2 separate regions of the Homo sapiens genome follow, and region 1 is linked to region 2. Evidence: chromatin contacts called from ENCODE Hi-C data. All regions are on one chromosome and are shown on one strand. Each heading gives the region's core, a stretch centred on a gene start or an enhancer-like site at or near the end of the contact. The rest is flanking DNA. Distances are from core to core; before and after follow the strand shown. Region 1 overlaps TMEM164 (transmembrane protein 164). Region 2 holds the start of ACSL4 (acyl-CoA synthetase long chain family member 4).

Evidence for each region. Hi-C counts contacts between places; a loop is a spot of excess contacts on that map. Pooled maps may share reads with other maps.
Region 1: a loop to region 2 is called in a pooled map, with 7 times the contacts of the local background. The contact joins the enhancer-like site here to the promoter of ACSL4 in region 2. A Hi-C loop is called at or near these places in 5 of 50 pooled maps.

The regions. Positions count from the first base shown.
Region 1 is chrX:110,084,439-110,090,354 of GRCh38, reverse strand. The region is part of intron 3 of TMEM164 (transmembrane protein 164); the gene reads right to left. Among named protein-coding and RNA genes, the nearest start is that of MIR3978, 5.3 kb to the right of the region's middle. Within about 2 kb of position 3,199, at least 10 of the 41 ENCODE cell types and tissues checked have a DNase peak (open chromatin) inside an H3K27ac peak, as active enhancers do.
Region 2 is chrX:109,729,521-109,734,820 of GRCh38, reverse strand. It overlaps ACSL4 (acyl-CoA synthetase long chain family member 4), which reads left to right and starts at 1,564. Exons shown (of 16, transcript NM_001318510.2): 1 at 1,564-1,682. LOC105373311 (a long non-coding RNA gene) reads right to left here and starts at 2,310. Exons shown (of 1, transcript NR_158569.1): 1 at 1-2,310. RefSeq lists silencers at 1,302-1,611, 1,709-1,829 and enhancers at 1,952-2,091, 2,152-2,201.

The DNA.
Region 1 (5,916 bases), core at 1,950-4,449, 350 kb before region 2:
TAGCCTGGGCAACAGAGCAAGACTCTGCTCAAAAAAAAAAAAATTCAGACTAAAAGAACATAAAAAACAAGCAAGTAAAGAAAAAAAAAAAGATAAGTAGAACAGGGGGGCTTGGCTGGCTTTGCCTGCGGACACAAAGATAATTCCCTGGTTGCAGCTGGTGGTTTCCCACTTCCTTGTTCTGAACCAAATGGGGCCGCACAACCACAGAGACTGCAGAATTTTTTTTTTCCCTGTGAAATTCAGGAAGTTGGCAAATGCCCCTATCTGGAAGGTACTCAACTGGTAAAAGAGGCTACCTATCTAAAGGCAATTTTCATTCTGAAATTTTACTTATCTAAATGAAAGCAATTTTCTTTCCTTGAGACCCAAATTCTAACAGTGAGTACACAGATGACAAAGTGTCAAGACAAGGATAATGCTATACGCTACTACTAACAATTATTGAGTTCCTGGTATATGTTAGATTTCATGCTAAGAAATTTACATGGGTCATGTCATCTAACCATTTTTACTCAGGAGGGTCATTACTATTAATAGCATTCTTTTACAAATGAGGAAATGGAAGCTAAGACTTTAATCTATGCTCAGGATCACAGAGCTAAGAATTAAGCAGAACCGCAACTATAACTCTAATTCCACTGTACTATTCAAGATCCCTTCAAAACATGTCTACCCGATAAATCAAATGCTGAATTGAACAGAACAGTGTTTAAATACATTATATTATGTTCATCCAAACAATGGAATACTATGTAGCCATCAGAAATCATGTTAAGAATACTTAATTAGATGGGTAAACAATCCCGTTATATTTTAAATATTACAAAGTATCATATGTAGAATGATCTTTATTTTGTTTCTAAAAATGGTGGCTCACGCCTGTAATCCCAGCACTTTGGGAGGCTGAGGTGGGTGGATCATGAGGTCAGGAGTTCAAGACCAGCCTGACCAATATGGTGAAACCCTGTCTCTACTAAAAATACAAAAATTAGCCGGGTGTGGTGGCAGTGCCTGTAATCTCAGCTACTCGGGAAGCTGAGGCAGGAGAATCGCTTGAACCTGGGTGGCAGAGGTTGCAGTGAGCCGAAATCTATACCTACAGAAAACTAAGAAGAAATTATACCAACATATTAACAGGAATTATCAGTTATTATTATTGTATTCTTTATTGCTTTCTATAATATTTTATTTCTTTTCCTTACAATTAGCATGGATTACTTTTATAATGAGAAAGAAACAGTTCTGCTTCTTCATTACCAACTGCACAGCTCCTATCTAACTTGCCCAAATCTTATTATGCCGTACTGCTTTCCCCCAACCCCTGCCCTTTGGAATTGCTTTTGACAAATATATAGCACAGTAGATTCTTCACTTGGATAAAGTAAAAAGAGGCCCAAAATAATCAGTCCTCATTCCTCTGCTGAGTACTGCTTTCCATGTTTCCACAGATGGGAAAAGTTATCTGAATCTTTAGCCTTTCTTTTACCCAATGGTGACATACATCTAAATACATGCTTAAAGCCTAGGAGAAGGAAAAAAAATAAAAGCAGTCCCTGCTCTAGGAACTTTCAAAGAGAACTTCTGGGAGACTTGGAGAAGATAAAACTGAGTATATGTAAAGGTAGGCAGCTTCTATTTTATGTCGAATGGGAACCTGTGAACAACCCCAAAGCATCTTCCCTCTTCTAAGAATTAAGGGAAGAATACACATAAACCGAAGGCAGAACCTGACAATAAGGTGGCTCCTAGGAAAGCAGATACCTGAGCAGCATTCTGAATAAAAAAGAGAAACTGGTCTCCCTGAATCGCTCTTTACTTACTGTGGTTTCCTCTTTCCCCTTTAAATCTGCAACATTTATAAGCAGAGCCTTCTCTCCTTTGCCAATAACTGAGTCTTAATAAGGCTGCTCAGGTCAAAAACAACCTCTCAACTATCTTTTTCAGTGATGAGTCCAACGCTAAGCCAAAAAGCAGCCACCTCCGAGGTGAAGGTGCCAAAAGACTGTCCCTTTTTAACTGCATATGACCCCAAACTAAGTCTCAGTTTAGAATCCCTCAGGTTCCAGAGCAGCTGACCAGATGAGCACTGGGAAAGGGGGTACTGAGATGCTAAAATCATTCCAAGACATTTAAACTCAACAGGTTCAAACTGAGTCTATCTCATGACCTCAGAGCAGTCCTAGAGACCTGAGGTCTGAATTTCTCCCTGGGGAAAGTCATGCTATTTAAAAATCTGAGAGTATCATAAATGAAATCTAGAAAAAGAAAGGGCCATGGGGATACTGCACTGTCATCATATCATGTGGCCCAAAGGCCAACAGGATATCAGTTTTGCAATGCCAAGATCACGTGTCAGGCTGCCCCAGTTCCTCATGCCCACCCCCATGCTTCCCTCGTCTACCTTGGCTCACATGCAGCCTACAGTCCTCTCTCCATCCAGCAATGCACCTCCTGCTCTCTGCAGCATAGATGAAATTTCATCTCATCCCCTTCAAAAGCTTCTTTAGACTGAGTCAGCAGATATGACCAAATAATCCTATTTGCATCACAGATCCACTCCTTTCCTGGCACACATGAAGATGAACAACTTTAGGGTTTCAGTGGGGAGCAGAGGGGTACTGTACACTTTCTGGAGCAGAGGGATGTGTGTCAGCGCTCTGCTATGCCCTTTTCTTACCCAAGGCGGGGTGAGGGAAGAGTTTCCTGCCATTTAAACCATACCACTCAGTGACTCACTCCATGAGTTCCCCCACCCTTGATACATACACATGGATAACCAAGCACATTAAGTGCTGGGTGTTCAGAATACAGCTAAACTGTCTGATTACAACCCAAAGCCTGGAAAACCTTAATCTCTGTTCCCTTTTCCTTCATGTATTCCTTCAAGATATCCCAACTCAGAGGTCGAGGCTACAGTGAGCCATGATCACGCCACTGCACTCCAGCCTGGGCAACAGAGTGAGACAGTTTCAAAAACAACAACAACAAACAAGAGAGCCCAACTCAGAGAAAGTCTCAAAAGGCTAGTTTCTCTAAGAGGCTCCCAGCCCATTGTGAAATTCTTAAGCCCAGGTCTCTAGCTGATAAGGAAGAATCTTAGGCTGGAGGCTGTATAAACAGTTGACTCAGACTGATGACTGCTCTTTTATTGAGTAAGTGTGCTGTGGTTAATAACTAAAATGCTAGGATCTTCTAGTCCTGGGAAGAGCTCAGATCAACTACCAGAAGCATCACTAGTCACCATTTGTACTACAAGCAAAAAGAAATGACTGGTTAGCTTTTGTTTCTGATATGAACACTTCTGACAGCTGCAGAGGTTTCTCAAGCCTCTAGAGAAGTAGAAAAGCCCTACTCTGATCCTTATGTCAAAGAATGTGAATGTGAACTCTTGTGTATCTCCATCTGTAAAGATCATAAGATGACATCACTAGGATGAATTGTAGCTTTCCAAGATCTCACCATCCCCATTATGGTATTCCTCTTAAATACTCAAATGTCTCCCACTGCCTTCTAGCTTATTAACAGAGTCACTGTCCTACTGTACATATGTAATTTCTTCCTCTCTCTCTCTGCCTATGCTAGATCTAATTCCTCTAAACTCAGAGTCAGCAAAATATGGTTTTTCTGTTTTGGCTTCTTTATTGGCATGATTTTATATATATACACACACACACACATATATACACACACACATATATATATACATATATATACACATATATACATATATACACATATATACATATATACACATATATACATATATATATAAAATTTTTTCCAACTTAACTGCTTTTAAGTGTACAGTTCAGTGCCATTAAGTACATTCACACTGTTGTGTAACCATGACTGCCAGCTATCTCCAGAACTTTTTCATCTGGTCCTCCTGTTTATGTAAATAAAGTTTTATTTGAACACAACCACACTAATTTGTTTGCATTTTTCTGTGATGCTTTCATGCTCCAACAACAGTTAAATAGTTAAAACACAGAGATCATATGGCTTGCAAAGTCTAAAATATTTACTCTCTGGCCCTTTACAGGAAATGGTTGCCAATCTCTGCTCTAATCTAAAATATACACTGGATTTCTACTTTAAAATAGCACTTGGCTAGCAATCACTAACATAGCCTCTCTCAATTTCCCACTCAAATACCTATCAAGATATAGAAAAAGATAAAATTCCCCAAACACTGAAAACTTAAACTGATGGCCAACTTATTACCAGGATCTGGGAGAAATCTCCATTAACAATAAGCCTAATACTGAAATGAGAAAAAACAATCTGGCCAATTCATGCAGCAGCCCACAGAAACCTAAAAGAAGATAGGAAACATTGAGTCCTTCCACAACTGTCAGCCTCATGGCTTAGAAGCCAAGAGTTCATCTAGAAACTGGCAAACCGGACATCCATTTGGACTACGTGGTTACTACTTGCAGAGGAAATCAGCAATTCTCAAAACTGGTCTACATTCACATGGAGACTCTAATTCCCCAAAATCAAAAGGGCAGAAATGGCAGAATTGGTACTGGCACACTGTGTGCTAGGAGTGGGAGCCCTCACAAGTAACACTCAGGTAGTAACACATGTGGGAGGCTGTACTGTTTCACATAGTTTATCTGGTTCAGAGCATCTGAGAACATTGTAGTAGGGGTAGACGATTCCATATGGGTCCAGCAGAACCCACTAGATGAGTAGCTGACAGACACTGTGAAACAGGTTAAAAGCTATGTGTATCAACCTGCCTGCCAACAATGGAGCTGAAAAGGGTTCTAACCAATATGAGAGAGAATCTGAGCTTGAGGATAGTCAAAGGCAATCTACATACCCTGTATTTGATGAAAGACAGATCCTTTTTTGAATATTCATAAACCATACAAAAAACCTGACCAGGCATGGTGGCTCATGCCTTTATTCCTAACACTGGGAAGCCAAGGTGGGAGTATCACTTGAGGCCAGGAGTTCAAGACTGGGCAACACCGCAAAACCCTGTTTTAATATATATATATATATATTTTTTTTAATTAGCCAAGCATGGTGGTGTTTTCCTGTAGTCCCAGCTATTTTGGAGTCAGAGGTGAGAGGAACACTTGAGCCCAGGAGTTTGAGGATTCCATGAGCTATGAACATGCCACTGCACTCCAGCCTGGGCAACAGAGCAAGACCCTGTTGCTTTACCAAAAAAAAAAAAAAAGTTCATATGAAAACCTCTGGCAGCACAAGGAAAATGCATATCACTCTGACAACTCAGAGGAAACAAAAACGTCTTAATTTTGTGTATAAACCAGAAGAAATATTTTAGAAAACTGTTTACATCCTCAATAGAATGAAAGAAAACATGGACTCTATGAAACAGGTATAGAAAGCCACTAGAATAAAACATTGAGAAGGAAAGACAACCTAGGGTAAGTAGCTCAACAGAGCTAGAAAGAAATACAGAGAAATTAACATTGTAACAAAAATAAATAAATTTCACATTGGAGACAGCAGAGAGCAAAATCAATCAAATTAATAGTATGGAAGCCAAATCTGAGGCTCTCCCAAGCATGCAAAGGAAAAGGAAAATTTATCTTAGAAAGCTAACAAAGATTGATATTAGGAAATCTATAATATAATATACCAAATGGGGAGATCAAAGTAGAAAACACAAATGAACCTCTTAATAGATTCCTAGAAAACATCAGCTAAACTCAACAACTATTCTTTATTTTTGGAGACAGATCTGACTTTGTCAACCAGGCTGAGTGCAGTGGCACAATCTCGGCTCACTGCAACCTCCACCTCCTGGGTTCAAGCGATTCTCCTCCCACAGCCTCTCGAGTAGCTGGGATTACAGGCATGCACCACCATGTCTCTCTCTCTCTCTCTCTCTCTATATATATATATACTATACTATATATATATATACTATAT
Region 2 (5,300 bases), core at 315-2,814:
ATTCATTTCTTCAATTTCATTTGTGTTAACCCAACTGTAGGTGATAGTGCTCTGTACATCATAGTTACCCAGTGAATTACGTACCTGACATATGATTGCTTATTTCTGGTATTAAAACAAGATTTCATAAAATAAACATGACAATTAAACTCGTTGTTTGAAGTACTGAACTTTGTAGGTCAATCTTGAAAAAGGAAGCTACATGACTGTCTTAGCAATATTTATAGGTATATTATATGTAAGTGGGTGGGTTTCTTGGAAATTGAATTGGTAATATGGCTTTAGAGTAGTAACACAAAAACTATAGCTCTGTGCTCTCAGCTAACCACTTTTAGTGTCACCTGGGCTGCTTATTAAAAATTCAAATTTCTTATCCCTACCCAGATCAGAATCAAAATACCTGGGGGTTGTAGCTCCAGGTACCTACATTTCAACAAGCACCCCAGATAATTGTGATGCACACTGAAGAACTACTCTAGCTTGTAATCTCAGGTGGTAAGGCATTTTATATATACATATATATATACACACACACAAGCACAAATGGTAATTCTATGGGAAAATGGAAATCAGCAAGTGAAGTGAAATGTCAATTACCATCAGGAACAGGAAGCTAGTTCACCATTACGCATCAGGGAACTGGAAGAATTCTTGAGATTTATTTTTTTGGGTGATATATTCTTGGCAGTTTATCAGGCCTCATTTGCAATTATGGTCTGTCCCTTTTGAAGCCCTCAGATAGTTCGCTGGCATTTTAATTTTAATAGCAATTTCTTGCATCTGTTGGAACAGCATTCGTATGACCGGCTTATAAGCAATGATCAGGGCTAGTAAGATGTCACAAAGCTGCGGTGACTTTTCCTTATCAGTTGGGGGTTTTTTTGCCATGATACCATCGTGGAAATGAAAGACAACGTGAAAATCCTGCGTCCTTGTGATATTTCATCAGTGGGAGTGAGCGGGGATCTTAACGCAGTAAGAGGCAAGATAAACGGATGAGAGGCATTAGTTCAGGCTTACAGGAGCAAGATGCTTTTAGTCAAAGTGTTCAAGATAGCTCTCTTAAAGAGGAGCAGTGAAACCCAAAAATGAGTGTCTTTTGAGGGCAGCTGGAAGATGACCCGAGGGGAACTTTTATCCTGGGGTGGAGTCCTGCGAAGCAAGCCGCAGGTGAGGGCGTGGGCCAATTCTGCGCCTCACTGCTGTTAGGCGCAAGGACATCCCGAAACACACTCAACGACACCAGCAGCGAGACTGACAGAAGCGGATCGCCAGCGGGAGCAACAACTTGAGGCGAGCCGTTAGCCGCCTCGCCTTCCTCGCAGCGCCCCTCCCGCGCCCCGGGAAGCCCGTTCGGCTCCGCCTTTTCGACTGACGTCCCGGGCGAGCGGGGGCGGGCGCGTGGGTGGGCCGAGCCGTCTGCAGCCAGCGATTCGGCTGGCTCTGCCACACCACCGCGCGCCCCCGCTCCGCCCGCCCCTCCGGGCGCGTCTTTTCCGGGCTCGCGCTGAGTCCCGCCTCCGCCGGCTGTCCGGGTGCGCGCGCGCCGCTGCGGCTTTTTCTCTGGCCTCCGCCGCGCGCTCCTCCTCGTCCCAGCGCTAGCGGGCACGCGGTTCCTTTTTGCGAGCTTTCCGAGTGCCAGGCGCCGGCCGGCTGCGAAGACGCGGTGGGCCGCCCCTCCGGTGAGTATCCCTGGATGGGGAGGTTGCGGCCCCGGCACCCCTGCCCTGTCGGTACCAGGGCCCCATTTCCAGAGGGGGACTGGCGTACCTCACCTGAGCCGGGAGGAGGTTGGGTGGGCATTCCAGCTCCTGGAGTCGGCTCGCTTTTTTCCTTGAGCCAGGGCTATCTATCCGCTCGCCTCCGCTGGGGCCGGGAAGATTCCCGAGGTCACTGTATCTGCTCCTGTGATGGACTCTGGGGTCCTCGGAACCCCAGCCTGCCTCTTCCTGCCGCTCACCGCATCCCGAGGGCCAGAAGTCATCTTCCTGATCGGGGTACTAGGCTTTGCCACGGCCCTTTCCGGAGGAGACCATGAAGTGCTTGCTAGACCTCCAAACGACCTTTAGGGTGCCCCTAAACCTCAACTCCATTTTGTCCCCTCCCAGTCGCTCTGTAACTGAGGGCTAGGGAGCCTCTCTAGCCCTAGAGGCATCCGCCCTCTCGAATTTGAGGGATGCCGTCGCTTCCGATATCTTCCTTGCTTCCGATATCTTCCTAGCTTCCGTAGGCTTAGGTTTGTTAGAAAACAGCTGGATCCTGGCGAAGCGTGCTTTCCTTCCTTCCCCCACCCCCGTTCTTTCTGTCTACATCCCTGCCTTCAGTGGGTGCTATATATTTAGTATGAGCTTTATTCACTTCCTCTTCCTCTCGTTTGAGTGCCTGAAAGAACTGTGGCTGATGTCTATAGACATAGAAAAATCTAGGAGAATATGATTCATTGTCTAACCCCATCAAGGGGTTACATATTTTAAATAAGACGTCATTTCTCCTCTTCACTCCAGCATCTCCTCCTTCAAAGGCATTTTTCACCCTCTTGAAATTAATACGCTCTATTCGCTCTTTTCACCTAAAAAAAGGTCAATCGTCGCTCTGAGAAACAACAGTGAGATGCAAAATAAGGGTAAAATGGCATTGAAATGAATCCCTTTGAAAAAGTAAGCGGTTTGCTTTATCAGTTAATGGTCTCATCAGCGCTTCAGTTTCCTCTTCTGCAAAAATCAGTCTGTTGAACTAGAGCATATCAAAGGTTCCTTCTAGTGTTTTGATTCTAGGACCTCTAAATTCATGCAGGCTGCATAATGCAAATTTAACCTGATTAAAGCCTTATTTCTCATAGTCGCTTGTCACCTTAGTTTTTCTTTTATTTTGTCTCTAACAAGAAAGACTTTTAAATGTTCTTGATACGTAAGGCAGCAGGTGGAGATTCAATGATGGTACTGCCATTGAGCATATCGGTCAAGATTTTAACAGTGTAAGGCCTCTTCCTTAAATTGTAAAATAGCTCATCTTTTGATTGAAACTGCTAAAGTGTAAGACATGTAAGACTCCTGTTAGAATTAACACTCTCTGCCATTTAGGTGGGGGATGAAACATTAAACTGTTAGTATACTTGTACCTTAGAATAAAGTACCTTATTGTCCTGCTATAAGAAATAATTTGACAACTAAAAATCCATGGAAGGTGTAATACAGCAATTGAAAGCTTGAGTAAATTCAATTTTGTGGGTTTTTTTTTTTTTTTGGAAAACCCCCTATTTAAAAACACAAGTGATTTAGATTAAGATATTTCTTTCAGTATTTTTGGTAGGGGTGAGATGGGTGAAGAAAGAAGAGTCTTGTTCAATTCAGACAAGAGAAATGAATTGGAACTCTGGAGAGGCTCAGGTTCTAGACCCAACTCTAGATATATATTTAACCTTGAACAAGTCACTTCACCTCTCTTAGTTTTTGCATCTGTAAAATAAGTGTCTTTATGGTTGTTGAAATGATCCACAAGTCCCCCAATTTGAATGATATATTCTTATAATGAATATATATGACAAATATATATATACACACGTGTATATATAGGTATACACACACACATATAATGCAATTTGCGTTAAGGCTGTTATAAATCCTGTTATACCAGTTGACTAGAATGTTTTTCTCAAAGGTTTGTGTATAGTGGTTTCAATTTAGGTATACTTAGTTCTTAATCCTGATTAAATAAATAATTATATGTGAAAATCTATAAACTCAGAAGCATTTTACAAATGTTGGGTATTATGTTAATTTCTGCTTGCAAGTGAAATGTGTGTTATACCGCACTATTTTTTAAATGTCCATGGCTTTTAGAAATTTATAAGGGAATGGCTGGGTGTGGTGGCTCACGCCTGTAATCCTAGCACTTTGGGAGGCCGAGGCCGGCGGATCATGAGGTCAGGAGATCGAGACCATCCTGGCTAATACGGTGGAACCCCGTCTCTACTAAAAATACAAAAAATTAGCCAGGCGTGGTGGTGGGTGACTGTAGTCCCAGCTACTTGGGAGGCTGAGGCAGAAGAATGGCGTGAACCCGGAAGGTGGAGCTTGCAGTGAGCCGAGATCGCGCCACCGCACTCACATACTGCCTTACAACTGTAATTGGCTAGGAACTTTAAAATAATATGTGGGCATCTCATTCATTTATTAATTCATTCAACTATCTTCTTCCTTCATCTGTCACGTATGTCAGGCCCTCAGGACATGATGGTTAAGACAAACCCTACTCTATGAGTTTATACTTTGGGCTGATGGAGATGGTTGGGGGGCATGTGGAGAGACAGATGTACATCCAGTTTATTTTTGTTAAAAACAACAACAGTCAAATCAAGGACAAACAAAATTCTGGAGAAGTTAAGTTTCCATAGGGGAGGAAGAGATGATTCTATTAATTGTAGCCTGTAGACTCTTTGACATTACCTTTTTCTCCATCCTTTCAATTGCTGAGCCTTTAGCAAAAATAAAAGCTTTGTTTTTCCACTTCTACCATTGGCTGGTCTTATATACTCTTTCTTTCCCTTTTAACTTTTTATTTTGAGATAGTTGTAGATTCACATATAGTTGTAAGAAATAATACGCTTTATCTAATTTCCCCCAATAATAGCCTCATGCATAAGTATAGTGTAACATCACAACTACAAAATTGAAATCGATGCAATCCATCAACCTTACTCAGATTTCGTCACCTTTAATGCAGTCATTTGCATGTATGTATTTAGTTCTACATAATGTTATCACGTGTAGATTTATATAAGCACTACCACAGTCAAGATACAGAACAATTGCATCACCACAAGGATCCTTTTTGTTGTCTTTTTATAGATGTAGCCATCTCCCTTCATCCCTGACTCCTGGCAACCACTGATCTGTTTTTCATGTCTATAATTTTGTCATTTCAAAAATGCTTATATAAATGAATCACACAGTATATAACCTTTGGAGACTGACTTTACTTCACTCAGCATAATTCCTTGGAGATTAGTGCAAGGAATATACCTTTTATCAATGGCTTGTTCCTTTCCATTGCTGAGTAGTATTCCATAATATGGATTTACTGCAGTTTGTTTAACCAGTCACCTCTTGAAGGGCATCTGATGTTTCCAGGGTTTTTGTTTGTTTTACTTATTTATTTATTTATTTATTGCCTATTTTGAATAAAGCTCATATGAACAGTTGTCCACAGGATTTTGTGTGAACATAAATTTCTGAAATGCCTGAGAGTGTACTTCTTGGGTGGTATAGCACTTGCATGTTTAGTTTTCTAAGGAACTGCCA